Linked DNA regions of Homo sapiens: region 1 is linked to region 2. A link is a loop called in an ENCODE intact Hi-C map of the cell type or tissue named here. Cell type or tissue: IMR-90. All regions are shown on one strand. Links, peaks and the distances in the headings refer to the core of each region. The heading gives the core; the rest is flanking DNA. Region 1 overlaps GALNTL6 (polypeptide N-acetylgalactosaminyltransferase like 6). Region 2 overlaps GALNT7 (polypeptide N-acetylgalactosaminyltransferase 7).

Evidence for each region. A loop is a pair of places that touch in the nucleus more often than their neighbours do. Peaks named below come from ENCODE experiments on the same cell type or tissue, not always from the same donor. Only the 100,000 strongest peaks of a DNase experiment are listed, where the experiment ranks them.
Region 1: it touches region 2 in a loop (6-fold over the local background); 3 of 110 quality-filtered maps call a loop at or near these places.

The regions. Positions count from the first base shown.
Region 1 is chr4:172,821,108-172,837,144 of GRCh38, reverse strand. The region is part of intron 7 of GALNTL6 (polypeptide N-acetylgalactosaminyltransferase like 6); the gene reads right to left. Among named protein-coding and RNA genes, the nearest start is that of GALNTL6-AS1, 100 kb to the right of the region's middle. In IMR-90, for the core only: a CTCF peak has its summit at 6,698 (motif pointing right); no DNase peak of the experiment used is centred there.
Region 2 is chr4:173,251,041-173,267,077 of GRCh38, reverse strand. The region is part of intron 2 of GALNT7 (polypeptide N-acetylgalactosaminyltransferase 7); the gene reads right to left. It overlaps LOC124900812 (a long non-coding RNA gene), which reads left to right. Exons shown (of 3, transcript XR_007058367.1): 2 at 1-2,750; 3 at 4,387-10,560. Among named protein-coding and RNA genes, the nearest start is that of MIR548T, 9.1 kb to the left of the region's middle. RefSeq lists an enhancer at 12,262-12,311. In IMR-90, for the core only: a CTCF peak has its summit at 9,128; a DNase peak (open chromatin) is centred at 9,147.

The DNA.
Region 1 (16,037 bases), core at 5,207-7,706, 430 kb after region 2:
GCTGGTCAGGCTATGGCCCTTGTAACCATTTTGCCTATTGTTTTTGGCACATAGATAACTGAGAGCTATTGTAGAATTTTGTATTATTTTAATGAAAATCGTATAATGTAGGTTAGAGGTTCTGTGTTTTGATAATTGGTAAAAGTCTTTTTCGCAAGGGTAACTTTCCCCAAGTAAAGTAATCAAGGCACATGATTTGATAATTGATGCACAGGGAAGTGCTTTAATGAATTATTGAAGCACTTGGCTGAGGTGTGTGTCTCCTGGGGACAGAATACAGAATTACAGCTCGGCAATTAGATCATCAATGTTCCTTACCCAGTTGACCATAATTAAAATAATTTTATTCTTGGTTTGATACTGGGAATTAAAACTCACACCTCAGTTACCTGGCAAAAGGTTTTCAAGGCTAATGGCATGAGACATGAAGGTTTTCAAATGCCAACCTGTGTTCTTCTAAATATAGAATTCCTCAATCATTCATGTCTGATTAAAGTTGCATTTGGCTAATTGATAATGACTTTTCAATTAGGTAAAAGCATATTTTATGTAGAAGTTACATGTATTTACATTGATTTTTTTCCTCTTCAGAATGTCTGGGCTTCTGTATCCAACTTGATCTAACTGCCACAACTCATAGGAAGCCTTTGTAAGGGTAACTGGGAGTCATCTCCAAACACAGGTTGATAAAAATCATGCTTTGGAGCATGGCACTGCATAAAGTATTATTTTTGAGGAATATGTAGGAAACTTCCCCAGCCCAGGTAATGACATCTGTGGAGGAGTTTAACTGGATGTGAAAGGGAAGTGAAAGCTGACAGCTTGTGAGATCGTGCTCTTTCCTGGCTGTGGTAGTCACAGGGTTTTCTTCAGGTGGGAAAACTTATCACAGTAACATACATTTCAGGTGTTTCTCTTTTCTGCCTGCTATTGTAGAAGCAAGAATGGGCCATGCTGAACCAAGTGGGCAGAGTAATAAGCTGCTTCAGCCTTCTGCTGTCTACCTGATTGGGACTGGAATAGAGATCCTTTCTGGCTCTGCTGGGGGCTTGGAGAGGGAGGCAGAGCTGTTTCTGCCATTGCCCTGCCAGGCAGCAGAGATGACCCCATACCCCTGAGGAAACAGTGGCCCCGAGTTGCAAAAGCCCCATCAGCAGGTGGAGGTTCACTCTTCATTAGCCGGGCTGAACTTTGGGCATCATAGAGCATGGCTGGCCTTTTGGGGGTCTCTAGGTTTCCCTAGGAAATGAGGGAATTTCTTTGGAAGTCCTGTGGGAAAATGTTCAAACCGCAGTAATGTATTCAGAGACACGTCTATGAGGATTGCTGCGGTCAGTCCTGTCTACCTTACCTCTAACTTATCTGCTTACTCAGTCTTACTTTTTCCATTTCTGGAACCACAGCCATGATTTTGTCTCTTGGTATCCACATGGTATTCACTTCCTGACCAATCGGAGTGCATTCGGCTTCTTGCTACTCTCACTATTCCGGATGGTACACCCTGTCACCAGAGTTATTTTCCTAAAACACAGATACCATTAGTATAATGGTGGTTTGCTGCCCAAAAGCCTCTCATGGTTTTATTTAAAGAATAAAATCCACATTTTAAAGATTAGATTTAAGCATACCGTGTGTGGACTCCACACTGTATTTCTGGTTTTAACACTGACAAGAACTCCCCATGGAGCCAAGACTGTTAAAACTAGATCATTCTTCCTCTCTGGACCTGTCTCTGCGACTCTGCTCATGTTATTGTCTATACCTGGAATAGCTTCATCTTCCTCCACCTTTCCAAAACCTCCTCATCCTTCGAGGTCTCCCTCAAGTGCCAGCAATTCCCAGCTGGAGTTCTCTCGTGCCAGGTTGTGGGAAGTTGTTGTTAGCACTTTTTGTTTTGTGAACATGCTCCTCCCTCTCACTCACTTTGTTTCAAATTCCTTTATCAAGAGAAAGCCTTTCACTGCATAATGGAAGGTGTCAGTGCAGCTTCATCACTTTATTGACCTGTGCGACCTTGGTAGGGCAGAAGCTGGAACCTGCTCTGTGTCTCTCCTGTCACTGCTTTCAAACACTTTTGGTCAGCTTATCCTCTCCTGCTTCTTGGTGACATCTTGAGCAGGTTCTAGAACCTTAGGTATAGATGAATTCAAAGGAGAACAGTGTCTTCTTCAGGCATTACAGAAATCTCAATCAGAATAAAAACTATAATTTTCCCCCAGTTTAAAGTTTCTCTTTCTGTCACCCTCAACACAGTTCTCACTCATGGTTCTTGAACAAGCCATGAAGAAGATAGAGAACATTGTTTTGTCATTCTCCTCATATCACCATTTCTCCCTGCTTTGCTTCAGGCTCCTCCAGGGTGAGAGAAGGAGACAGTGGAGGAAAGCGGCCAATGGCCATTTGATTAGCTGGTGCTCTTTCTAGATCTCTCTTGGCTGTTGGGTTTCCTCTGTCATGGCAGGTGCCCAGATATTGGCCCTCTCCAAGGGTGCATTTGTCAGGGGCCACCCTGACATGATTGATGTCTTCCTGTCCAGCTGATCTCTTGGTTCCACCTCCCTCAACTCCCATGCTGGAAGGGCAGCCCATCCTCTTCTTTCCTTGGCAGGCAGTTCTCTCGGGCACAGTCCTTCAAAGACATTGCAAGCTTGGTGCTCTGCCCTCTTGACCTATTGGGAAGTGCCTTGTCCTGTCAGTGGCATGAGTGGTCAAACCACCAGCTTCTCCCTGATTGCCCATGCTTACCTCGCTGTAATGGGCAACGCCATCCATACTCCAGCCTTGGGACTGCTCCACATATAGGGCAGACACCTTCTCTCTTCACTTAGGCCTTCTAAACTCCTGGGCCATGTGGGGCTCTCATGGTTCTCAGCGTTTCTTTTACTTTCCAGTCCAGAGGTAACCCAGGGTGGGTCCACACTTCTCTATACCTCAGGAGGCTCCAAACAGAGAGTGAGATGTCTTTCCTCTTGTCAGTCCTTCTTGTTAAGGGATTCTTGGGAGTTTATTTTTATTTTTATTGTTTTTGAGATGGAGTTTCCCTCTTGTTGCCCAGGCTGGAGTGCAATAGTGCAATCTCAGCTCACTGCAACCTCCGTCTCCTGGGTTCAAGCATTTCTCCCGTCTCAGCCTCCTGAGTAACTGGGATTACAGGCATGCGCCACCACGCTCAGCTATTTTTGTTGTATTTTTAGTAGAGACGGGGTTTTACCATGTTGGCCAGGCTGGTCTTGAACTCCTGACCTCAGTTGATCCACCCATCTCGGCCTCCCAAAGGGGAGTCTTTTCTTGTAAATGAGGGGTTGGGGAAGTTGACTACTCCCTTCTGTCTTGAGTATTTAGCATCTCTCTGTGGAAAGAAGTTTTTGCCATCCACTGACTTCAGTTTTGAGACTTTCACTGTAACTCCAAGATATCAAGAAATGCTGTTTTTAATAATATTCTCTTATTGCAGAATGGGGCATTAGAGTTGGGGTTAGCTGCTTACTTCAGGAGAGAATGATAACCTAAAGTCACACTAACTATAAATGATGGGTATTTGGTCAAATCAGCCCTTGTTCCTAATTCTTATGGAGCTCAAGTGTGAGGGAATGAAGGTTTTGGAAAGGCAGAGAGCAGAGGAGGAAAGCCAGGAGATGCAGCTTATTGGAGCTATGGAGGGGTGAAGTAGGCAGATTTCACCTATTCCAGTTGCCTTATTTCGCCCTGTCTAGAGCACTGTTGGAATGATAAGAAAAGATGCCTTCCCCAGTTTTTCTTCAACTTAAGGGCTCTTTGGCATCCACTCACAGCAGTATCTTCAGAATGATAAATGGTTATCATTTCTCCCTTAAATTGCAGTTTTTCTACAAACTATCAACATAAGGTTTCCAGAATTACTGAGAAAAGAAAATAGTGGGCACTTTATAAATTTGGCTTACCGAAGAACTTGTATAAGCTGGATGCAATATACTTAGCTTATGGTCTGGTCTTGCGGCCAGGTGCAATGGATATTTATTATTGGGTCATCCCGGAAGAACGCCCATGTTCTAGTGTGTAACACTCCCTACCCCCCACCCCCAAGCGCACACACATAACACACACACACTCTCACCATATGGTTCTGTGGGGCTGCCAATCACAGTTCTTCCCACCTGGCCAGAGCCATGGGGGTGGAAGTGGCTGTGACATAGGCCTGCACAAGATAGGTCTTCCCTTCACGTTTTTCTAGCTGGAGCTGGTGGGGATCACCGCCCCTTCTTTCTGATGGCAGAGCTGTTAGATGGTGAGACAAGCACCACCTGTGGCCACGATTTTGTCCTGTCTAGTGAAAACCCAAGGCCTGGGAGGATGAAGCCACCCAGATAGGAGAGAGAGACGAGAGACAGAGGTGGGTCCAGGTGATATTCAAGACCGCGGCCCAGTTGTTCCAGGTGTGAGGCTCTGGCCTTTCTGGCACTGGGCTGTGTGAGCCCACTGACCCCCTTGCTCCTCAGGCTGTCTGCTCCTGGGGTGAATTACACACTATGGAGGAAGCCAGTCTACCGGGGCCTGGCCCAAGGTCATTCTGCTCTTCAAAGGGCAACTCTTTGGAGAGAAATTTTTGAGCCTGCCTAGTCACACATCTTTGCAGCTTAGAAGAAGAATGATGATAATTTAAACTTTATCACAGACACAGATCATTAAATTTGGGTTTCTTCCTGGTAGAGATAATAACAGGTGTTAAATGAGAAAGACCTTTAGAGTCTCCAAAAGCATTAGGATGGTCTAATTTAAAATATTTTAGCATGCTACTACACATTGAATGCCAGTTGGTGGAACCGCGTACTTTCTGTCTCTGTGTGAAATCCTAGTTCAGCTTTGTTGATGATCTGGGAGTAAGTAATTAACTTCCCACCATCCCCACACAACATCTGAGATAGGCAGATGTTAGCATTTTTGCTGTGGCAGAGAGTGGAGTCAGACAGATCAAGAAGTGAATCTTGGTTCCGCAACTTCATTTTGTTTTACCGAGAAGCCCAAGGTCCACAGAAGTAAAGCAATTTCCTCAAGATGACAAATCTAGTGTCCACGCAGGGCTTTATCCTTGCCGAAAGCTGTGATGGCTCCCGACTCAGAGGAAAATATGAGGCTCAAGGCTTCTCTTGGTTCAGGCTGCTCTGGCAAAGTACCATAGAGCTGGTGGCTTACACACAACAGACATTAATTTCTGACAGTTCTGGAGGCTGGATGACGGAGATCAGGGTGCCAGCACAGTCCGGTTCTGGGGACAGCCCTCATTTGGGGTTGCAGACTGCAGACGTCTTGTTGTGTCTTCACATGGTGGAGAGAGAAGGTGAACTCTGGTCTCTTTATTCCCTCAATAAGGGCACTAATCCTATCCCTGAGAGCTCTACCTTCATGACTTCATCACTTGCTAGAGGCTCTGACGCCAAATCCCATCATGTTGGGGCTTTAGGCTTTGACATATGAATTTTGCAGGGATACAAACACTTAGGTCATAGCAAGGCCCTTCAGACCCAGCCAGACCCCACATCCAGTTCCGGTTCCTGTCAGTTGCCAAACCTGTGATTTTTCCCCTTGGTGCTTTCACGGTTTCCTTACCCTGGAAGTCATCTTTCTTTCCCCATCTCCACCACCTTTCTTTATTTGTGCTGATCTTTCAAGGTGTAGTCCAAATCTCACCTCGCTGAGGCTTTTCTTGACGCCCCTCTCCAATTTTTTTCTGACCTAGTCCCTTTGGGCAGATCAATTTGGAGCAGTTTGCAGAGCATCTGCAGTACACTCGGTGAATCCTGGTGTGTTGCGGGTGTTTATGCATCTCCACTCAGAGAGCAGAGACAAGGCTTTCCTCATCTATTACTGTGCTTGGGTTCTAGGCCACTCTGCATTAGCTGCAGCTTCCAAGACTGAACAGCCAGCACCCATATATTTGCGTGGTAAATAAATAAGCCCGTGTCTTTTGACTCTGAATCTTTTTTTTTTTTTTTTTTTTTTTTTTTTTTTTTGAGAGGGAGTCTCATTCTGTCACCCAGGCTGGAGTGCAGTGGTGCGATCTCCGCTCACTGCAACCTCCGCCTCCTGGGTTCAAGCTTTCTCTTGCCTCAGCCTCCTCAGTAGCTGAGATTACAAGCATGTGCCACCATGCCCTGTTAATTTTTGTATTTTCATAGAGACAGGGTTTCACCATGTCGGTCAGGCTGGTCTCAAGCTCATGACCTCAAGTGATCTACCTGCCTCAGCCTCTCAAAGTGTTGGGATTACAGGCGTGCGCTACTGCTCCCGCCTGATTGTGAATCTTGTTTTCTGTTCATATCTACTTTAGGCCCCAGACATTTATCTCCACATACCTTTTTAACCTACCCTTGAGAATCTCTGAGATCTCTTTCTCTGGTCCCCACATCTTACACAATGGAGAGTGACAGTGCACTCCCTTCATGGGAGTTCAGTTAGAGGAGAGACCAGAAAGATTTTCTCAATCAATCTACTCACCTATAAATAATGCCACGGTGTGGCTGCTTGATGACCTTACAGTTAGGGTTTATTTCATACCTCTCAACTAGGGACACGTTGGGCATCCGGCCTGGATGTTATTCCTCTTGATTCCCTGTGTACATTACCTTTAATTTAGGAGTTAAAGCCTCCTTTGCAAAAACAAAGATTTTGACCTTTTGTCCGTTTTCTTTTAAAAACAATTCACTTTTTTACCAGAAGGTGGCAGTGGCAGTATAACACAAACAAAAGTTTGAGTAAACTGTCGTTTTTAATATTTTAGGCTCACTTCAGCATCACAAGCAATAGCAGTCCCATTCTGGCCTAGATTTCTACAATAATTCTGAATTTAAAAATAGAATCTTTCTAAAGATTTGCTCTATTGGTCATCTTTTTACTATCAGCCATTCGCATATATTTTTTCAAACTGTAAAGTTTGGCCCTGATTATATATAAGAATTCCTTTATCTCTGCCATGTCAAAAGTATAAAACAAAAGAGCATCTTTAGGAAAAATTCTCTTTATCTATTTTACTATGTGCATTCATCTTAATGAATTTTTAGTTGTTACTTTAAATTCACTATATTATGTTAGCTAAGATAAAATTATTTGGGCTATGGTGTGACCTCAGATGAGAAAAATAGGCTTTCGGTGGAATTTATTTGAATACACATTCTAGATATATGTATACTTATGGGGATATTGTCTTTCAAAGAGTTATTTCAATCTTCCAGAATTATAATTTATTTTTTAGACTCAGCATTCTTTGTGGAATTAGATTTCCTTTGATTTCGTTTCTCAGACTTTTAAAATTATCCATATCTTCTAGGGAATTTCTCAAATAAAACTGGAAGAAAGTATTCATCAGACCAAGATGAATTTTATGTCTCAGGAGCCAAGAAGTAGTTTGCAGGATGTGCCTAGTTAAACTTTTAGATACCAAGAAGCAAAGGTTGGAAGTACATCAGGAAGTTAGAAATCTATTACTTAAAGGCTATGTCTACTGCATTTTGTTTTCAGAAAAGACAGTGAGTTGCAAAATGTTCAATTATGGTGAATAAATACTTGCAATTTAGGTTATTCCAATTCACTTGTGTCTAAATACGCATTTGAAGTTCTTTGGTGTATTTTCTCCTTCTAGAGGCAAGAGGAATCTTCCTACTACAGATCCCATGCCCTGCATCCCCATTTACTTTCTAGTAAATATTTTACCTTCTTCTTTCATTGTGCTGCTCAAACATGGATATCAGATTCCAGAACCTGAAGCAATGAGGTGCCAAAGGATGGGTAGAAAGAAAGATATAGCCCAGAGTATCCCTACCAATACTGACTCCAAACTCTTTCCTTCATCCAACAAATAGTAGGTACCATGAGGAGTCACTGTGTGAAGTTCCAGCCAGGAACAGGCAGACACGCTCTCTGCTGACATCCTTGTGGATCTGAACCCTGCCTCTCTTCCTCTCCTGTCTGTGTTTTGCGCTCCGAAGAGTGCATGTAGGTGGATGGCGAATATCTTGCATGCCTTTGTCCTGTGTTGTAACTCTTCTTTCTCAGGTTGCATCTCATACACATACAGAAGGGAGAGGATGTGAAGGCACGGGAGTACACCAGAGCGATGCTTCCACAAGCCAAGGAATGCATGCAGCTTGGAGAAGCTAAGAGAGGCTTGGAACAGATCCTTCCCCAGTGTTTCAGAGGGAGCATGCATAGCTCCGCCGACACCTTGACTTAGGACTTCTTGCCCTCCAGGACTGTGAGACAAGTTTCACTTACTTCAAGCCTCTCAGTTTGTAGTACTTTGTTATGGAAGCCCTAGGAAAATAGCCCAGATTTTGGTTCCATCTTTTTTGCTTTATAGCATGAGGGATTTCCTTGACTTTCTCCTCCAGATTGCCAGCGTGGACTTTAGCCTGGTTCCTTCTATTATTTGGTTCATCCATTGAATCTTTTCTTTTAGTTATCATATTTTAAATACATGAGAATTGTACTTGTTCCCTTTCTACACAGAAACTGTTCTAGATTGTGGATGAGGATAATTTGATTATTTAAAATAAGTATCTTTGTTTCTTCTAGGTTCTGTTGGTTTATTCTGTTTTTTTCTCTTTTTTTATGCTAATTTAACACATGATGGTGATCAGATCATACATTTGAAGAAAAGACTGGTAGGCTCATAGGATCCTGTGTCTGGGTATGTGGTGTGGAATACCTTGATGGAAATGGTCCTTCCCTGACAGCAGGGCTGACTGTGGCCCCTGAGTGAGGGGAGGCATAGGATGACAGGCAGGTTTCCCTCCCTGTGGGACGTGGGGTGCAGGGAAAGCAATTGACAAAATAAGGAGGGTTTAGTCAGGGTTAGAGCACTTCAATGTTTTTTTTGTTTGTTTCTTTTTTTTTTTTTTTTTGAGATGGAGTCTTGCTCTGTCACCCAGGCTAGAGTGCAATGATGCAATCTTGGCTGACTGCAACCTCTGCTTCCCAGGTTCAAGTAATTTTCCCACCTCAGCCTCTCAAGTAGCTGGGATTACAGGTGCCTGCCACTATGCCTGGTGAATTTTTGTATTTTTAGTAGAGATGGGGTTTCACCATGTTGGCCAGGCTGGTCTCGAACTCCTGACCTCAGGTGATCGGCCTGGCTTGGCCTCCCACAGTGCTGGGATTACAGGCGTGAGCCACCATGCCTGGTCCTCTGTATTTTCCTCCTAAGCAGAATTGCCTTTCCTTTCTTCCTTCAATGTCTAAAGTGCAAGCAGAAGGCTGCTTATTTTTTATTCCTTGCTCTACCACTTAAAGAATGCAGTGAAAAAAAACTTGTATAGTGAGATAGTATTTTTGAAAGAAAGTATTATTGATAAAATTTTTCTTCTTTATTTTTCTTGTTGCATTTGGCTTTCCACCCATGGAAGCTCAGGCTTCTTTTGCTTTAGAGGAAGGCAGTGCACCACCAAGAATAGGAAAGTCACTGCTCAGCTTGGCTTTCAAAATAACATAGTATCGAAGAAACAGAGCTTTCATTTGCAAGAGCAATGATTTGTTGAAAGCGGGAACATGAGGTGTTGGTTCCAACAAATCAAAGTTGGGAGGTTTTGGCCCAGTTCTAATGGATTGTGGTGGGTGGAGTGTGGTAGGGAGACAAAGACTCCAGATCAGCTTTAGGATTCCAGAACATAGAGGGATTGTCCCCACTTCCTCCCTAGAATTCATGGTTTGCAGATACCTCTAAGTAACATGCTCTATGCCAACATGAGGAAGCTCATTATAATAGAATGAGTGGCATGGTGTGGTTAGGCAGACAGAGTCTGAGATAGGGCCTCTTGGTTCTCTGTAACCCGCAAAGGGTGGAATTCTTGCCTGTTGGAGGGAAGGGACCAGATGAGAGTTGAAAGCTAGAGAACCTGCACTATGAAGCAGGGTGAAGGGACTCATCTCTGAGATTTGCGGCTGAACAAACCAAAGCTAGGGCTCAGTAAAAGCCTGCAACCGGGCCTCTTGGACTAGTCCTTAGCCAGATCTTAGAACTTAAGTAGAGCTGAGTCAGTGGGAGAGTGACCCTACCATGCAAGAGAGCAGATGGAGACATGACATCTGTGGGCACTCTATCAAGTGAGGACAAAGCCTCTTTTGAAAGGTCTGCTGCATCCAATCTGAAACTAGCTGAGGCTAGCTGAGAAAGATAAAGCATCAGATGACACCTGCCCCCCACTGTGACTTGGCCCATGATCAAGATGCCATCCTGAGAGTGGAGGAGAATGGAGGAAAGGTGAGCAGAGCAGTTTGGAAAGGAAAACAATCCCGGCATGGAGTTAGACTTTTGAATTGACTGAGTTTGAATTGGGAATTTACTGAGAATCTACCCATAAGAGACCAAGTTCTGGATCAGAAGAAATACACATTTAATTGGTGAGATCATCAGGGGCTCACTGCTGTCCAGTGACCTGAGATTCAGGAAAGAGGGCCGTGCTCTGGTCTTCTTTGGATGTTCCTCTCCCTACGGGATGGGTAGTCTGGAGGCTAAAGGGATGTCCCGTTCCCCCCATCCCCACAGGCTGCACACCTTTTGTGAACTGGGTTTTCCAGACTGCATTATTCCCTGCACAAAGGATTCTGAGCCTGCTTCAAATGCCTGAGTCATTCCATTATTATTTGATTCTTTTTCCATGGGCTGCTTTCCCGTGGTTTGGAATTTATATCCTTAGGGCTGGGGGTTGGGCAAAGGATGGCTATTTTTGTAGAAGGAATTAGATGTGTGGGCTTCCTTGTCCACCTGCATCGTGTGTGCCCATGGGCTGTGGAGGCACAGAACAATTAGGAAGGGAAGGTGTGGGCTGTGGGCTACAGTCCTGCCTGTCCGCAGGTGCTGCAACAGCTGAACGGACGCTAAGGAGCAATTCTCCATGCATCCCTACTCTCTGGGTTGTTTTGAAGGTATATTGATCAAGAAAGGAGGACAGAGCAGAACCCAGTAGTTTGCTAGCTCAGTTTATAAACTTCCAAATACTTAGCCATATGCCACCTGAGCCTTCATTTGCACTCTTGTCCTGGGCCCAAATGTGTTGGGAGCCAGCCTGCTGCTCACGGTGGAAGCAGGACTCCAGGGCTTTGCAAGGCTCATTTATGGAGATAAAAAAAAGTTACATTCATGCCCACTTGAGTTGTAACTGTATGTTTCAAACCTGCTCCATATGCTACAATTATCATCTATGAGATGGTTTCTATTACTACAAAAAGTTAAAATGTAAATTCTTGGAGCAGTGTTAAGCAAAGGAAAAAACATTTAGCTAGGCTGTATTCTTCATTAACTTTAAATTGGTGGAATGGCTGGGGGATAAATGTGGGGAGGAGGGAAATATGGCCTGATCCCACACTAGCTTCTGTATGTGCAAATCCCAGTTCTCTCAGCTACGCACAGCTTTCCCCTACAGTTTCCCTCCTCTTACATGGTATTCAAACCTGCTTTCTTTTTTTTTGTGGCTTGTGATGTAATCATTCTTTCTCTCATGTGTACTTTTACCTTATCCACCACTTTGCTCAATTTCTCCCTTTGTGTACCACTTCTAGAAGGCCTTGGATGAGTTTTCCCACCAATCCAGTGCAGGCTGGGAGATCCTAAGCTCCTGCTCTCCTGCCCTGGCTCACCTCAATCCCAGAAGCAGGATCTGGGCAGAGTCTGGGGCTTCCAACCTAGTTCCCACTGATAGAAAAACACGCTAACATGCTGGAGGAAGACACAGAAACGGCAAACATCTTTGTGTTACCATCGAGCTCCATCAGTGAAGAAGGCTGGAGTGGGAAGGTGCCCTCAAGGTCACTTTTGAATCAGAATTTGCAACCTGGAGTGGCCAACCAGCACGAGCCTTTCCACTGGCAGCCTGGCCTCAGCCTTTCCACTGAATTATGCCATATAATCTCCCTCCCTCCCGCAAGACTCCATTTTGTCTCATTTTCATTGGCACTCCAGGACACAAAAACAGACATTTCTTTCTCTTAAATGTATTTCCAGGTGGATCTATACCAAGAAGTATTAGACCAAAAAGGAAAGAAAGGAAGAAAGAAAGAAAGAAAGAAAGAAAGAAAGAAAGAAAGAAAGAAAGAAAGAAAAGATAACCAAAAAAAAAAAAAAGAAAAAAGAATTGTCCCACCGATTTAGCATCATAGTCATTTCTTGATTATTTTGTTGAAGGCGGGAGTGATGATCTTGTCAAAACCAGTGCCTCTGTGGATGTAGCCTCACTTCAGATACTGAGCTTAGATCCAAATAAATAATCCAAGCAGCAAACAGTAAAGACTAATGACTTCTGTCACATATAAGCTCATGAAAGTCTGTTACTTTTCTAGTGTCACTCAACTCTATTTACATCAGGGGAGTATGTGCGGTACTGTTTTATTTTTAAAAAGTTTTGCTCTGACTTTGTTAGAGGATTGAGATAGGGAATTCTCTCATTTCTGAAGCCTTCTCACCTGAAGCCAATCTCACCTACCTCCACGAGTGATCCTGAACAAAATCAGCCCCACTGAGAAGACAGCAGCATAGACTCAAAGCCAGATTTTGTTTCTTTTTCACTCCTATTATTTATATGTATCCACTTTGTTTAAAAAAGCAACTTACATTTGAAGCAATTTACAAGCAAAATTTACACATACACAGACACATTGACATACACCATAAATAATATATATACTCACATACACATATAAATAATATAAATATATATAAATAACCTGATCCCAATTTATTATTATAACATATATGTGCACACACACACATGAACACACACACACAAACACACACACACACACACTCACACACACACACACTATACCATGGAAGTCAGGTTCTGACTGAAAGCCCTTGTGGCCAACTCTGTTCTTTCTCTGTGGCAGAGTAACAGAGTAATTCAGGACTAGAGAGTAATTCAGGACTAGAGACTGCTCGCTGACCCCTGGACACAGATTACAGTTTTCATCATTTCTTTAAATATAAATACTGCAGGCTTCAACGGCACACCACATGTAAGGCTTAGTTTTCTTCGCTAGACTTTAGAGCTATACATATTGTTCAGGCTTGTTATGCCCTCCCATTCTAAGGGCATAGTCTACACATATGAGTTCTAAGATTATACTCGCCAACAAGCCCACTGGCCCTTCCCAGCCCTGCTCTCGAGCATGGATTTTTGGTGAACTCTCTTGAAGCCCATTGCCCCCAACAGCTTGGGCTCTAGGTGGAGTCTAGAATCTAGACAGCACAAGATGCTCATAGCATCTTGTTATTTGTTAGAAAAGGACAGAACTGAAGATCAATATCATCTCCTGGCCCCCTTGTTAAAGATGTTATCTCCTAGGTTGTGGTTTTAAAAATGATTTTAATTTTCATTCATGGTGTAAAGGACTTCAGGAATGCCTTCTATTTTTTCTAAAAGATTTATTTATCATCTTTGTTCTTTCTACATACTGGATAAATGCCTTCTGCTGTCTTCTTCATTTCTTCCTTTTCTTCTTTACTTTCTACCACTCCCCTATCAGAATTTATGCTCCATTTAGGCTGCTCTGTGGGTCACACCCTACAGATAATTGTGCTCAGTCCTGCCACAACATTCTCTGCAGCTAGCATCCTTTTCTGAAAAACTGTCATCCCTTTTTCAAATATACACAACCTTATCTGACCACTTCTTCCAATCTTAATATTTATTTCATCCATTCAATAAATATTGTTGAGTGTCTTTTATGCACAGAGACTAGATGCTAGTGACACAGCACTGACTAAATGGAAGAAAGCAGAGCTCCCTGCCCTTATGGAGTTTACATTCTAATACTGATGTTGAAATGATTAGGAAAAAAGAAGAGTTGTTGAATTGAGAAGGAAAGCAAAGAGGAGAGCAGAGCTGAAGGTGATATTTTAGCAATGAAGCTTTGGGTGAGAAAATGAAGTGAAATGAAGCTAATATATAGGCCTCGGGCCTATATCCCTGTCTGCAGGGAGGGAGGAGGAAGAGTAGGTGAATGGCAGAACATTCTGTTTAATTCTGCCATGCTCTGGTATCATGTTATTGGGGCAGAGTCAATATTGCTGAACTTCAGGTGCTGGGAAGGGGGCTGTGACAGTTATTTTCACAGGTGCATGGAAGTTTCTCCCTTAGCTAAAGGGAGCAAGATTTCAGTTAAAGAAGAATGGGGAGCCAGAAAGAAGAGAGTGGGGCATTATATCCTAGAGGACAGAACCCATGAAAATGCCCAGCTAAGGAATAAATGAGATGAAGTCAAGTCACATCTTAAGGGTAGGGAAGGGACACAGCAAATTACCCTCACACATTAGACAGACAGACAGACTCAGGACACCAGTTGGGGAAGCAGAACAAAGTGGATAATAGTTGATATAACAGGTAAATGGACCAAAAAAACCCCTACGAAAAACAGTCATCAATCCATTCATGAACTTCACAGTTCAACACATAGGCAGCCATTGCTATGTCTTAGGTGGTGCTGTTTTATCTTTAACTATTGGGTGGTACTGGAGGTCTAGGGGTGGTTGGCATGAAGAATTCAAGCCCTAGCCTGACTACGGAGGAGCTGTCTATCCTGGCAGCAGTGAAGCAAGACCAAGAATGAGATCAGAAGTCCAAAATTTAAGAGGCGATGTTACCAAAGAAACACAGAGGATAGTTAGAACAAAAGTCACCGTAAGGTTTGGGTAGAGAAGAGCAGTGCATTCTGGAGTTCCAGAGAGACCATGGTCCTGAGTGGCTGGTATGCAAGAGTGAACACCTCTTTCAGGATGGATGAACAGGTCTCACCATCTTTTAAAATAGTGCACATAACCTACCAGGCTACCTATGATTGAATGGCCCTTACAGAAGTCGCAGTGAGAAAAAAAGTGGTTCAAGAAGCTGGATACATGGTCAGGAACCAGAAAGATGAGATCTCAAAGCCCAAGCTATCCCAGGAACCCAGAGATCTCAAGAGACCAAGACAAACTGAAGAAAAGCAGGGAGGTACAGTAGAATAATTAACAGGGATTGCTAATTTAAGGATTAATTTTATTAATGTCATTTTCACTGTTAAATGAAGGAGAAAGTCATAGGGAACATCCTGTTGAGGTAAAGATCACACCCATAGGGAGAGGGAAGAAAGAAGCAGTCATTTCTGACCCTGACAAAGGAAAAGAGATTGTTGCCACCCCTTACGGAGAATTTCTTTGTCAGATGTGATTTCCCTGGAGACTGGGGGCTCAGGGCAGCCAGGGGCCTCCAGAGCCAAGCAATGGGGGAGGGGGCTTCAAAAGGAGAGATGGGTAATTTACAACTTTGCTTTGGAACATCTCTGCCCATGTTATACTATTTTACTTTACATTTAAAAAATCTTCAGTGAGTGTTTATTCTGGGCTTTCAAAGGAGATTGATCTTATTCAATATTTTGATTAGTTTTTTAAACACTTGAGCCATTTTCTGCTCCTTTATTCTCACCTTCTGTAGATTAGGACACCATTTAAAAGTTTGACAGTCTTTTCCCTAAACATTTTGTCCTTTTGCAGTTGTTAAATATTGAATTAGATCTTGTTATAAACAGACCAGAAGCTGGCATTGTTGACATTTCCCTTCATTAGTAACTGAAAGCTGACATTTTCAACCTATCAGCTCTAGTTTGGTCTAATGATAAGAACACAGTATGGGGAGCAAGGCAATCTGTTTCCTTTCCTGCTCTTATTATGAACTCACTATGAAACATTAATTGACAAAACTACTTCACTTAGCGGGTGCCTAAGTTTCTCTTACAAGGAGAGTAAAAGAAAATTATTGATTAACCCTAGGATTCAAAGTCTGAATGAATGAAAGAAGGCATTAACTTGAGTCCTATGAGACCATTGATTAAAGCTAAGATTTGAAATCTGAATGAATGAATGAAGGCATTGATTTGAGTCCTGATTTTGTCTCTTATTCATCACGATAGTCCCTTCATTTCTTTGGTTCTCACTCTATTTGCAAAATTAGAAAACCACAGTATCTACTTTAACCCATTTGAAGGGATTATTACATAGAGTTAATTAGATAATATAGTGAGGGCTTTACATACGGTGA
Region 2 (16,037 bases), core at 7,828-10,327:
TATTCTTTTCTAGCCCTTTTGAAATACACAATACATTGTTGTTAACTATGGTCACCTGCTGTCCTATTGACCATTAGAACTTATTCCTTCCAGCTAACTGTATGTTTATAGCCATTAGCCAACCCCTCTTTATCCCACATCCCAGCCCTCCACACACACACACACACACACACACACACACACACACACACACACACACACACACACACCCTTCCCAGCCTCAGGTAGCCGTCATTATACTCTCTACCTCCATGAGATCAAATTTTTTAGCTTCCACGTGAGTGAGAACATGCAATACTTGTCTTTCGGTGCCTGGCTTATTTTTAACATAATGTCCCCCATGCTCATCCATGTTGCCGAAAATGGCAGGATTTTATTATTTTTATATCTGTTCTCTTATTAATAGTATAACTTCTTACAACTTAGATTTAAGCAGAGGCCCTTCTACATATAATTGGAATTTTATATGTCCACATTTAAAAAGAGTTACCTTGGGATTGATAACATACTTCTTTTGCTCCTAAGTAAAAATTTTTATTACTATAAAATGTTTCACAAATGTATCAAAAATACTACAATTAAAACTACTGCTCTGATCAACACACTTTCGTGCTCTTTTGTCTGGTATAGTGAAAGGTCGGTCCTAGAAGACCTGGATTCATTCTTCTCAGCCACTTAATTTAATCCTGGATGATCACATACTGTTTATACTTGGGATTCCTTATCCACAAAGTGAGGGATCTCTCACAGTACCAAGGAACCCCTCTGGCCCCCTTCAGTTCTAAAATTCTTTTCTTTTCTTTTTCTTTTTCCTTTTTGAGACAGAGTCTTGCTTTGTTGCCCAGGCTGGAGTACAGTGGTGCTATCTCAGCTCACTGCAACGTCCGCCTCTCGGGTTCAAACAATTCTTGTGCCTCAGCCTCCTAAGTAGCTGGGATCATGGCCGCACGCCACTAGGCCCAGCTAATTTTTTTGTATTTGTAGTAGAGACAGGGTTTCGCCATGTTGGCCAGGCTGGTCTCGAAATCCTGGCCTCAAGTGATCCATTTGCTTCATCCTTCCAAGGTGCTGGGATTACAGGCATGAGCCATTGAGCCTGGCCAGTTCTAAAATTCTATGACACATTTAATATATTATGAGCAAGGTTCTTGAAGCGTCCAAGCCATTCCCTTTAAAAGCTACCATGTGACTCCCAAAGTGCAATCTTATGCACTGGGCTCCCATCCATTCTGATAAGCAGTTTATCTGGGCCATTTGAAGACTGAGATGAAAGCAAAGCGCTAGACTCAGAAAAAAGAAATGAAAAAGGTAAAAACTCTGAAAAGACATGTGGAAGAAATTCAAGACAATCCCATATTGCTTCAGAGAAGGAAGAAGGGAGAGAGACAGGGTGGGGGGTGGGGGAGGGAGGGAGATTGGGGGGAATGAGGGGGTCTTGGGGGTGGAGAGACAGAGACAGAGAGAGAGAGAGAGAGAGAGAGAGAGAGAGATGCTTACGCCACCATCACTGCTAGTAAAACAGCTAGCATGTACTTGCTGCTTACCATGTGCTAGGTGGTGAGCTAAACATGTCACAAACCTGAGGTCATGTAGAGAAGGCTGGTAAGGGTAAAGGATAAGGAAATATACGGGATGATAAGCTTTTAGAACAAAAAATAAGTTTTCTATGTTCTAAAAGTCATGAATGTATATACAGAGATATGGGGAAAGACCATGACAACTATTCACCAAACAGTAGCTGGCTCTGGAAAGGTCACTTCTTAGTATGTCAGGCAAAATGGGTTTCCTCCACCCCTGGAGCTGGCACAAACAAAGGCTAATAGAGGAAGACATTCTCATAACAGGATTATATCCTGGAAATGCTAGCATGGTTGAGCTTGGCAATATAAAATGGCTGACTGTCCTCCAGCTAATCCATCTGGTCCCCTGCCTGCTCCTGGGGAAACCGAAGAAGGGCAAGCCTGGTATCCTGGCTGCGTCTGATGCTCTCCTTGCCAGGATGGGCACAGTGTTGAGTGGCTTGTACATGAAGCGCAAGTTTTGCCAAACAGTGCAAGTTGCTAAAGTGCTGGGATCAAAGCAGCATTTGCTTCTGCACCAATACTAGGTAGCCAAGTAAATAGATGCCACATCTATCATTATTTTCCAAAAAGAGCTGTCGCACCTGGCAGTGGCCCAAGGGCTGTGAAGCCACTCCCCCCTCCAGGATGCAGGAAGAGGCAATACCACAAAAGAAAGCATGCCACAAAGTTCAGGCTCGAGTGATAACAGCTGCACACCAGCTGCTTGCTGGCTGGTTCTATTCAGCTTTTTTATCTAGAGAAACAATTGTGGAACACCCAGGGGAGAATGTAGAAACACAGAAAAACTTAATTTTAAAATGAGAGAGACCTGGGAAAACATCTAGGTCTCAGGTTTCCAAACTTGTTGGAGGAGCCCACGGATTTAAAGAAGGTGCCAAGAACAAAAGCATAGAGTTGCCTAGGAAGTCACTTGAAAAAGGATTCTGGGGCTTCTTGTGGTTAAAACAAGTTAGAAAAATTGACGACTCCCTCTTTTTCAGATAAGAAAATTGAGACTCAGAGGATAATACGGAAGAGCAATACCCATCTAACCCTACTGTGTGCTCAGAGAACTCACACCGTATTGGGACAGAGATACAAGAATCAACACCACAGTGTGTAGACTCACACATTATACCTTATAATGGACACTGATGGGAAAAATAAGACAATTTATCATCTTGCAAGGTTGGCTTTGTCTTATAACATTTTGCCTGGTATCATAACCACTCATATCTTAGTTACTCTGGCTTTGGGTGAATTCTTCTGATTCCATTATATATCTGCTTAACGTTTTACAATCATTAGAATACAAACAGTAAGTTACTGCTTACTCAGGTATCATATAGCAGATATTTTTCTTTTGAAAAGGGAAGGGTGGAGGGGGTGGAAAAATCGAAATATGCCCTCAGGTTGGTATATTATTTTCCTACTGAAAATTTGGTCCTAAGACTAACTTTAAAACAATTATTTTGTCTATGTATATCACTACTTATTGATAAAAGTAACTTGCTAAAGGGGGAAGGCTTTGCGTGGAATAGCTTTGCAGATGTTCCAAACCAATGAGCTAGCAGTTTAGAACCTAGGTAATCAGACTAATGTCTGACCACAGGTATTCATCATGTAAATACCATTGATCTTATTTTATGATGTGTTTATATTTATCTTAGCACTATCTCTAGACTTTAAAAAATATGGACAACTTTTGGGAACCCTGTTCAATGAATTCTTGGCATTCCAAAAGCAATCATTACAAAATACTGATATTATAATAAAATACCCAACTAATAAATTGATGAACCTTGAACCCTTGGGTTTTGTTCCCATGAGTTCCTTTAATTTTAATTAATAGGATGATGGTAAAATAAATTACTCCTTCCAGTTTGGAGGCTGGTTGCCCTATACCATTTAAAACCATTTTAGTCCCAGGAATATTAAAGCTGGCCGATTTGCTATTATTTTATCCATCAATCCTAAGTAATTAGTGTAGAGATAGGATTTCATACTATCCGGCCATCTATGTTTGTGCAGATGTTGACTGCACTTCTGCAATATAAAATCAAGTTTTTCTTCTGTATCAGTTAATTAAAATAGAGCTCAATACAATTTTGAGTAAGTGAGCATCTTAATTATCTAAATCATCACTAAGCACAGAATCTCTGAAATTACCAGTAAATCAAGTATAAGAGATTAAATTTTACTTTATAAAATAATGCTGTATTTGTCAATAATCAAACTGGAAGACTGCTGATGACAAACTTTTTCTGAGGAAACTTATTATTCACCTTCTTCATTCTAAAATCTATAGCAGCGGCTTTTTCAAAGTATGATCCACAGATTTGTGGGGTCCCCAAGGCCCTTTCTGAAGTTTGGTGAGGTCAAAATTATTTTGCTGATCATATGAAGATACTATCTTTTTCACTGTGTGGATATTTACTCTGATGGTACCAAAGCAAAGTGGGTAAAACTGCTGGTGCCTTAGCATAAATCAAGGCAATGACACCAAATGGTACCCATATTTAAGTTATTCTTCATAATAATATACCCTAATATACTTAATATACCTTCATAAATATACCCTAAATATAAAACACATACCACTTACACTGAATGACCTTGATGAAGCAGTAAGTCTTCCTTGATGAAGATTTATTAATTTTATTAAATCCCTTGAGTGTATGCCTTTTTAATATTCTGTGAGACGAAATGGGAAGTATGCATGAAAGACTTCTATTAGATATTCAACTATGATGGGTGTGTCAAGGAAAAGCGTCTGAGACTGATCTGTATGCTGAATAAGTTTTTATGATTTATTTTTTAATAGAATGCCATTTTCACTTGAAAGAAACAAAGGACAAACTATGGTCACTGAGATTGGTTATCTGGAAGTTTTTTGAACATGAATGAAGGGAGCCTGTCACTTCAACAAAAACAACTGACATCACTTGTTGCCAATGACAAAACTTGAGCTCTCAGGCGAAACTAAGAAATTTGGAAATATGACAGTTTCTCAGGAGTTAAGGCCTTTCCAATGAGACTGATGATGATGTTAACAAATGTATTGTTCTTATCATTATATAATGAAATTGTCAATATTTAAAAGATCTGCATTACTTGGGAAACCAATATTTTCCAAATGACCAACTCCTGATATTACAGCATCATACAATGGTAAAATGTCCTGTTAAAGTGCAAGACAGACTAGAAACAGTACTAAAGGTTCTTTTTTATGCTTTCAGATTCTATATTGCAGCTACTTTTTTAAAAAACTACCACTAGTTTTTAGTACAGTATCAAAAAGGAGTATCCACAATTACTTGAAAAAAGCTATTAAAATGCTCCCCCCTTTTGCAATTACATATCTGAGTGAGGCCAGATTTTCTTCATATATTTCAACTAAAACAACCCAGGGGCATAGACTGAATGCAGAGGTAGGTGTTGGAATTCAGTTATCTTCTATAAGCCAGACATTACAGAAGTTGGTAAAAATCTAAGACAATGATACTCGTTTCTTTTAATTTTAAAAAAATTATTTTCATAAAATATGTAATATGTAATGAAATTATTATTCTTAAATGAATTAACGATTAAAATTTTATTTTAATTTCAATGTTGTATATTTTGATAGTTAACTGACATAAATAAAAGCCTAATTATTTGCAGCTATCTATTATTTTTTATTTTTTAAATTTTTTTTGAGACTGAGTCTGGCTCTGTCCCCCAGGCTGAAGTACAGTGGCACAGTCTCAGTTCACTGCAGCCTCCACCTTCCGGGTTCAAGCAATTCTGCTGCCTCAGCCTCCTGAGAAGCTGGGATTACAGGTGCGTGCCACCACACCTGGCTAATTTTTTTTTATTTTTAGTAGAGATGAGGTTTCACCATGTTGGCCAGGCTGGTCTCGAACTCCTGGCCTCAGGTGATCCACCCGCCTTGGCCTCCCAAAGTGCTGGGATTACAGGCGTGAGCTGCCATGCCCAGCTGTAGCTATCTATTTTTTAAGCACGTTAAAGGGTGCTCTGTAAGCTCTGACAAGCCAAGTTATTAAATAAGTGTAGTGCAGGTCCTTGAATAACATTGCCTCATTCAACCTTGTTTTGTTTTAATGCTGATGAGAAAAAAAAAAACAAAAAAAAACTGATGCCACTGTCTGGGTAGAGTTTGCACACCCTTCCCTTGTCTGCATGGGTTTTCTCTGGATATACATCCCCAAGCTGTGCCCATTAGGTGAAATGCTGTGTCTACATAGCCTAGGGTGAATGAGTATGGGTGTGTCTGAGTACACCTGTGATAGGATGGCGTCCTGGCCAGGGAGGGTGCCCATCTTGTGTTTTCAGCAGCCAGAATTTGTTCTGGCTGCACACCACCCTAAACTGGAATGAGTGGATTGCAAATTATATGAATAAATACAAATTACTGTGAAATAAAAATGTGTAATGTAGACGACAATTATACAGATGCAGGACAATAAATGATGTGGGACAGAAGCGCTCAGCAAGCTCCCCACATTTGTTATTGCTTGTTTTTGAACTGCATGGTGGTGGAAGGTACTCCTGACAATTTTCGCTTCGTAAACGTTTACTCGTTGATTAAATTCACCACCACTATGAGTACCATCACTCATGGGTTCACCAAAAATTGAGTAAATCATCATCTTACTTGTTTTTATTAATATTTATTAAATGTATGCATACTTCACATTTATTTCAATATTTAATATTAGAAGTATTTTGGTCCTTACTTAGAAGTTTGGTGATATTTTTGTGACCAGAAACATGCCATAGGAACTTGACTCTTGTTTATGTTGTAAGGCACAATAACAAACATAAAAAGGCATGCTCATTTCTACTTGCCAACATAATTTCACAAAGCTCTTGATTCAGTGATGACATACAGCTCTGTAAAAAATACTTTAAAGACAAAACAAAATAAAACACATGGCCCCACCACAACTCTTGCCTCAGTCACTACATTTCTTAAAAGATCAATGATCCTAGTCCTTGTCTTTTCCTATACATAAAATAACATTTGACAAAATTAATGATTATACTTCTATAACCTATCACCAAATATACTCTTACACTGAAACTTAGATATAATTTTACACATATTAAATCTTCACCACCTACATGTAAACCATAAACTAAAATACTGCCTTAAAACAGCCTGACAGAATTGCTTCTGGGTTATAAGCCTCAGTCTATAGTCCTCAGTAAGACTTCCAAATAGAACTAACTTTAATTATTTAAAAGCTTAAATTTTTTTCCTTCAGTCAACAATATCAATTTGCCTATGGTAAAATTAGCTTCATTGTACATCTTCTTCCTGAACCTATTGAAGACACTGAGCAAGGACTCATAGTATTGTTACGTACTTTACCTTTGTATAATTCATTCTGGCATTCGATGGTATGTAACTACAATATTTATAAGTGAATTTCTTATAATAGTCCTGATAAGTATACTGTAAAATTGTCTTTGAAGGTTAATAAAATAAGCATGATTGATATTTTTCTTGTTACTTCAAATAATTTCCCCCCACAGGTATTAGCAATTCTTCTAATTAAAAATACAAGAAATGGGCCGGGCATGGTGGCTCACGCCTGTAATCCCAGTACTTTGGGAGGCTGAGGTGGGTGGATCACCTGAGGTCAAGAGTTCGAGACCAGCCTGGCCAACAAGGCAAAACCCCGTCTCTGCTAAAAATACAAAAACTAGCTGGGCGTGGTGGCGGGCACCTGGGATCCCAGCTACTGGAGAGGATGAGGTGGTAAAATCACTTGAACCCAGGAGGCAGAGGTTGCAGTGAGCTGAGATCGTGCCACTGCATTCCAGCCTGGGCGACAGAGGGAGACGCTCTCTCTCAAAAACAAAACAAAAAACAAAACCAAGTAATGGAAATAAGAAATAAGGAGGATAATTCAAGAGGAGAATGAGTTTAATATAACTCAGAATAAAGTTTGGACAAATATACACCAAATTCTGAAACGCCCTCAGTGGCCACCAACTGGCCAAAAGGTAGAACTAGAGAAATAGCAGGATTGGATCTTTTTTCTCCACTCCCGGTATTTGTTATTAAAAAAAAAAAAAGCGGGAGGAGGGAGAAGAGAGAAAGAGTTATAAATGCATCCATGAATGATTACTGTACTACCACCAACAATATTCAGATCTGCCATGATGGAGCCTGTGAACCTGCATGTAACCCCCTCCACTAATCTAACAACTATCTTCATCTTAGGACAAAGTCTTCCTATCTATTTGTCCCATTTCATCAATCTGTTCCAATTCTTCCCCTTAATCCTATAAATCCATCTCTGTTATTTTCATTGTGTCACACCCTCCTCCCATAACATTACCTCAATTAACCCCTTACAGCAGTGATTTTTAATCAGGGGTGATTTTGCCCCCCAGGGGGCATGTGGCAACATCTGGAGAACTGGTTGTCACAACTAGGGAGGTGGAAGCGGATGTGTGTGTTCCTGACATCTAGTGGGTAGATGCCACAGATGCTGCTAAACATCCTACAATGTACAGGACAAAGAACTGTCAACAAAGAATTATCTGGCCCAAATGTCAAGTGCCGAGATTGTGAAACCCTGTCTTAGGAGGCAAGAAAAAATTCTGCAATAATGACACACTAAACCTTTGCCTTTTACCTTTTTCTAACTTTCCCTGTAAAAAGAAGTTAATGTCCTGTAGCAAACTGGAACACAACCTCTTGGCTGTTAGCATCCCTAACAAGGCAATGGGTGTATATGCCAGAATTTGAGTCCCAGGATCTCCATCTTCGAGTTACGTGACCTGCAAGTTTTCTAGTTCTCTGAGCCTCACTTTCATCATCCAAAAATATAGTGAAATTGAAAATATACTATCTCAGTATGGTTATAAGCACAGGAGATAGTACATTTAAAAACCCAGCATACTGCTAGGCATATAGGTGTAACACAGGGACAGTGATGCTGCTGATCCTTACTGTCACTGACTGAGGCCCCCCCATCTCCATCAGCTGCTGCAACAGAGAGATAAGAAAAGCAGCAGTCACAGCAACAGAGTTAATTATGTGGAAGTGGAAGACACAGCTTAGACCTCATTTGAAGTGATCGAGAAGTATTCCTGAAAACCATATAAACAAGTGTAAATAAGTACACTAGGGCTGAACCCTTTCTGGGCCACTCTATGTCTACTGGTGCACACCCTTAGCACACTGTTAATTCCAGCCCTTCCACTCATCAGCCTCAACATCTGGCATATGACCCTGGAGCCAGAGACTAGTACCACAATGACAGAAGATATGAGGTCAAGAACCAACCAAACTCTAGTCTAGGTTACATTATTGTCTGCCCAGAAGATAGATAGATTCTTCTTTGTATTTGATTTAAATAAGAATACCCAAGGCTGCTTTCTTAAGTAGTTGTGTTTACACAGACTTCAATAGAAGCTTTCAAGAGAGTTTCTCTGTCCTCCTTTAATACCCCTTCCCCAACTCAATCTCACTGGGAGAAGAAATCAGCCTTAAATATCTTCCTTGGATGGGGACCCACTCCAGCAGGCCTGCAGCTTACCACGTGTGGACTCTGGAGGGAGCTCCTGCCTCACAAAAGTTGAAGTACATCCTTCTACTGAAGACTACAACACTTTCCTTTAAAGTGACACTTGTGAATCTCCAGGGTCTTAAGAATGTGGAGTTTAGATTCTCAAATCTTTCTCTAGAGCCCTTATCATGGTTTTAGTTCGCTCACTGGGCCTTTCTACTCTGGAGAATGCACGAATATTTTCCATTTGATTAAAATGGCAGGGTTCATTCTAAAATAAGTCACCAGGCTATTAAAAATGTGATTTACCTCCTATACAATAGCTACATTTTGAAGAGTGGAATCTCCCCTAGGATTCAGTGAAGAGGGAAGCAAAGCTACAGGTCATTTCCCAGGGACAGACTAAAAGTTTACTGAATGTAATTAAACTATATTATTTATATAATTTTAACTCATGTAATTAGCTTGGCTTTGGTGCTAAGCCCTTTTTCCTTCTTAGCACTTTCAACTTGTATCTTGCAAAAATGATGAAAGACTAAATCTATTTATGATATACCAAGTGTACCTTTTACATATTCAGCTTAAAATGAGCAAAGATAATTAACTTATTTATAAGTGCATTCAAGAAGTTATATAACAATTATTCAACCATTATTCATATTACTACTTCTACAATCCTTTCTGAAGAAAAAAAAATTGGTGCTTATGATCTTGCTTTACAGCTCTCTCCAATGACTTGCCTTAACCATGGGGAAACTGTCACAAATGATTCCTATAGATCAAGGAGTTGAAGTCAATTTTAAACTCAGAATGAGAGGAAGGAAGCCTCCCCTAACTGCCTCTAGCCTGGTTCAACTACTTTTAAAGATTGCCTTCTCTCCAACGCAGGTCCTTTTACCAGATATTCCAGAGGTAAAGATCTACATGTGTAAATGTAAAGAGTGAAGTCATCTGGAGTTTTATAGCCGACTATGGCAAAATTGAGTCCTGGCTCTAAACTGGGCCAAGTTTCTCCCCATTGTGGCCATATGTAATCCTTGCTGTCTATTGAGAGTCGTCTATTTTTCAGAATAGATGCTCTGCTTCTACAATAAATGGAGAGGTAGGGGATATTCCTTCTATATAAGTGTTGGTTTATGCTTGGTTTACCAGCTAGACAGTGTCATGTAAATTATTAATCTAAAATATAGAAAATATCTCCCATTCTTCCTTTTATATTATGGCTATATTATGCAAAGCAGTCATAGCATAGCCCTAAGCCCAGCAGTCTGGCTATGCCTACCTTTTAGGTGCAATTATAGGCATTTCTGCCTCGTATATGTAGTCCTAGCAATCTCTGTTTTGCAAGGGTATGCGAAAGAAAGAAACAAAGAAAGTAACAAAGAAAGAAAGAAAGACTTCAGAAAAAAAATACGGGAAGGAAGGAAGGGAGGGAGGGAGGGAGAGAGGGAGGGCAATAGGACTTAAAAAAAAAATAGGGACAATGACCAGACCACACAAACTTTAGGAACTTTGGGACCAGAGCCCTAAAGAAACCAAAACCAATCAGCACAGTTAAAATTGCAACTAATTTTTGCATTTCGTATGACAGTCCATCCTTTGCAAACTTAAAACCCATAGGCTTGTGTTTTCCTTTTTGTAGGTCTTTGGAGACATTCATTTCTAATAACAGAGCAATTTCACCAAAATTAAAAGTATGATCCAAGGATGGCCTTCTTCATCAATCAGTTTCCTTCTCAGTTTCTTTGGATGCACGTGCAGCTTCTTCAGACAGCTAAATATAGCGGCAACTACAGTGAGTGAGTCTTAAAGCCGGTAAACTCCCCATTTCTTTCACTAAATAAAAACACTTCTGCAGAAGAGAATTTTTTCCCCTTAAGGTCTTCATAAATAATTTTTTATGGCTGTCTCTTTAGCTGTGAGAAACCTTATTCCTGATCACTTCCAAACATTAATATGCAAGAGGAAATCTATGAACCACAAAAACTTACACACTGAATTGATATAATTTCCCTATTTACCAAACACACAGGAGCCAATATGCATCAAAGAAACATATATTGTAGTAGACAGCCTGTATCTAATGGTTCTGGAATAGTCTGAGCTAAATTACCAAAGGTGACCATGCTGACCCACTGAGGGAAAGGGGCGTGTGTTCCGCCATGCACACTGCACTCTAGCATGTCTGGGTCTATTGGCACAGGCTGTCTTTCGGAAGGAACTGATCACCTTTTGGCAGAGAACAATGACTAAATACTTTGAAAAGACTGTTAGCTCAAACACTGAGATGCTCTAGGAGGAAAGGGTACAAAAAACATCCCTTAATCTCTGTGTTGGTGTTTCCCATGGGCAAAAGACTTATTCGGAGAGAAAAAAAGAGTCAAGGTTTTCCTGAAATTGTCTGTCACTGGGGTGGGTTGTTATGGGATATCTAGTGGTGCCACCGTAAATATTTTTCAAACTAGTCTCCAGGAAACTTTTTCTAAATTCGTAGTTGGGGGTAGAGGTCTGTGAAAATACAATAAATGCAACGTGAGTTTATAACTTTTTATCAGGCATACTTTGTGAATTGTAACATTGGTGGCAGAGCTAGAGGGATGAAGAGAGGGGAAATGAAGATAAATCCTCTGTCAATAGAGCAACTTGGACAATAACCAGAGAGTGGGAAGGCTCTCATCAACCAAATGAGGTCTGGGCAGCAGAAGGACGTTTCCACCAAGGGAAGGGAGCCATCTAGAACCTATCAAGGGTAAGAAGGCACTTCAGGGAGAGAGGGATTCAAGATTGCTGCTACTCTGCTAATGGAAGTTTAGAGAAACAAGTTACCTTGATTTCCAGTTTTTGTAGCCTCACTGAAATAAATATGGTACCTCCCTAAACTGCTGTAGAAATGGGGGTAACGTAAGTTAACTCCTGTTTTTTAAAATAATTTCAGTTTGTCTAAATGCATCTGTTGTTAGCCAGAACCTTAAACAAAAATCAACTTGAGAAAATTCTAACATGCAATGTGTATATGTTTTTGTGTTTATATGTGTGTGAAGAAGAAAAGTAGACATCAGAACACAAGGACTTATTTTAAAGTAAATCTGGAAAACCCCTGAATTCACAAAGTAGTCTAGTTTCCAAGAGTAAAAATTTTCAGGTCAGTAAGCAACATGTCCATCTTGGGTCATGTGAAACCACTTTCAAATGTGTTTTCTGAACATTAGACCTAAAATTGCCAAACTGTAGTCTGAAAAATAAAATATGTTTTGGGCAATCTATGTAAAAAAGGGATTGTGTGTGAAAAATTGTCATCAATTAGTTTGGATGGTCACATAGAACCACCACATATTCCAAAAACAGAAACTAGGGCAAAGTACAAATACCTCTGCATATACATGATTCATATATGTATGTGTATGTATGATTTCTATATATTCTAAATATTTGTCTTAATGTTTTATGAGTAGTTTAAGGTTTTAGCTCTAGCTGAAATCTATGGATCAAGATACATAAAACAAAACTAAAAGGAAAGCTATAGCATTCCAATTAAATCAATGTTTTAAAAATAGCAACCATTTTATAAATTATAGCAATACATTCTAAATAGCTTGGTAGATATCAAAGAGAACCTTTAATATGGATAGAGAATAAGAAAACCTCACAAACACAATTCACCTTAGATAAAATTACAGTATAAGAATTAATATTTATTTTGGACTCAGGTAAGAGGAGAATTATCTGGCATATAAGGCATGAGTGTAAATGTAAAATATCTTTTTAAAAAATATTTCCCATAGACAAGCTTAAGAAAGATATTAACGATCTTACTAACATGTGCATAGCTCTTAGAATTTTCAAAGCACTTTTACATCTATCATCTCACTTTGTAATTGCAACTAAGATAGCTTTTCTACAAAACAGAAATGCAAAAGGTGTGTAAGTGGGAGAAAAGGTTAAATATTAGAAGCAAATGAATTCATTCAATAAGTCAAAATATTTAATTCATTTGTTTGAATCAGAATACCTCCGATTGTCTGCTTTGTTGGGCAGAAAAAAAGGGTAAGAATATTTCCAAGTGTTTGCATCAGCAGTTCACAGTAAAAGGAAATAAAATCCCAAACTTTATCAGAAGAAAATCTAACCTATCCACAAACAGAATTTTCTACTTCTTCCCATAAACAGGCTCCTTATCCTGACTGGCTCTGCATGAATTCATCTAAACCGGGCAGCAGACCAGTTCAGGTAAACGAGCTTTGGGCAGAGTGGACTGTTCTATCCTAACCAGCCTCTTTCTGTTAATGGCACCACTCCTCTTTGTGTTACTGAGCTTCAAAGCCTTGGATTTATCTTTGATTTCCCCTTCCACTCCATCACCTCCCAAGGCCTACTGCTTCTAACTCTTTTGTTCTCTTACACTGAATCTCCTTTTTCTGGTTCTATAACCTCCACTGGAGTTCCCACTCAAATGCCACTAACCCTCTAACAGGCCTCCACCCCCTAATCTACTCTAACACCTCTACTAGTTTGAAATCCCCAAAGTTCTCTTTATAAACCTTCAGTGGGTCTTCCCAAATACCAGATTCAATGTAGACTCTGTGAATGGCATGTAGTCTTCCAATGCCCTACTATCTTCCCAGCTGTATTTCCCTCCACATACCTCCAGATCCAAGTAAACCGCACTACATGCTCATGTCTTCTACTACATGTTCAAGTGCCCTCTTCCTGAAGGCACCCTACTCATCCTTCAGGGTCTTCCCTAGTATCCCCCTCAGAAAAGAAAACTATCTTTTACTTTTCTTTGAGATGGGCTCTCACTCTATCACTCAGGCTGGAGTGCAGTGGTGTGATCTCGGCTCACTGCAACCTCTGCCTCCTAGGCTCAAGGGATCCTCTCACCTCAGCCTCCCAAGTAGAAGAGACCAGAGGGATGCGCCAACACGCCCAGCTGATTTTTTTGTATTTTTGGTAGAGATGGGGTTTTACCATGTTGCCCAGGCTGGTCTCGAACTCCTGGACTCATGCGATCAGCCCACCTCAGCCTCTGAAAGTGCTGGGATTACAGGCATGAGCCACCATGCCTGGCAAAGTATCCTTTTCTGACTCCCCTGTAACTTGACCTCTCACTCCTCTGAACCACATTATTAAAATACCTTTCTAATGGTTCTTACATTCTGCCTTACATTATGGCATTCTTTCCTTTCTCCCTAGTGGTAGATGGTGAGCCCCTTGAAGGCAGGGACAGTGCATTACATATTAGAGATACTCAATATCTGTTGAACTGTGAAGAAAATCATATTTGTATTTTATAGAAAAAAGTGTGAAGGCAGGTGAAGTCATTCTTGGCTCAAGTCTTTAAAAAAGAAGCAGGCCTCCAGTTCACTCAAAATACTGTTACTCACCCTTTTAACACGCAATCAACAGCCAATAAATTACTCAGTCAGTGAATGTAATTCAAAGCTATCACATACAGAAGTGTGAGTCATGCCAGCAGCTGGACAGTTCTCTCCTGCTTCTAGGGAAGAGAACATTCATCTACAAAGACTACACAACAGCCGCAAGAACGAACAAGCTAACCACAGTGTCAGATGTCACAGCTGGACAAACAGCCCAAGCCTGGTCTCTAAGCTATGCAGGTGCCTCATTTCTATGACAGACAGAGGCAGGAGAACAAGGCTGTTAGGGCCTGTGTTCTGAAGCGGCAAAAAGCCAGCCACAGCAAGCCAGCTTCTGAGGGGCTCCAAGCACATTCCCCATGAGGGATGAGGATGAGGAAGGGTGCATCCTCATGTGCACAATATGGATGTGCGATATGTTTTCAATATGTTGCTAGTAAAAGCAGACAAGTGCTAATATGCATATTAGGTAATATGCAACACTTAGGCGATTTTTATTCATGGTTGGTTATTATTTTAGAGAAAAATTCCAAAGATTGTCCACATTCTAAAGTATAAATAATTTTACTTAGAAAAGTATGTTATACTCTACACTGAATTGTAAGTGTTCAAAAAGGAATGAAGCCTATCTCATTTTTTTTAAGTGGGAGAAAGAATCCAGTTTAAAAAATAATTTGGATTCAGTTTAAAAAAGTTTCTGGGATTTATTATATTTGGGCATTTTGAAATATTAAAAAATGACTTTTATCACTAGTATAGGATTTCAAAGAGAGGCTTAGGAGCATTTACTAAAATAGATTTGGGCCTTTTAATTTTACTGGAGACACAATATTTACAGAAATAATACACAAAAACATGCAATGTCCTATTTCTAGGCACTGCTCCAGTTGTGCCAGAGGAAAGAACACGGGACAGAACTGGCTATGCAAGGCATGGAAGAAGGAAAGAAAGGAGACAGGAAGGAAACTGCGGGGTGCAAGGAGGACTCAGAGATGCGAGGTTCCCATGGAAATCAGTGTGTCTGAAATTTTCAAAGGAAATGAAGGCTTTAGCATCATGGAAGGTACTAGTAGAAGCAAGAGGATGTAGACAAGGCAATGTGTGACATTTATGTTTTCCAAAAAGCAACAGAGCCTATCAAAGCTAAATAGTAACTGAAAACATTCGAATGTTGACAACAAGGTAAGGAAGAAAATACCATAGCAGTAAAAACAGCTAATAATACTCAGGTTTCTAACCAACAGGCTAATAAAAGACTTTTTGTAGTCAATTATGTCATTTTAATTCTAATGCTAATCCTGAGAGATTGGTATGGTTAGATCTGTCTTAACGTTTAGGTAACTGAGGGTTAGAGAGGACAAGTAACTGGTCAAAGATCTCACATCTAGTGATGGCATCAAGGTTTGAACCCTGGCTGATTTCATTCACACGTTCATTCATTCTCGACAGATATTTACCAACTGGGTACTACTACTGAGTTCCTACTTGTCAGTTACTAGGCTTACAAATAGGCATAGTTCTTGCTCTTAGGAACTTATCTAATGAGAAAGGCAGCCAATAAACAACTT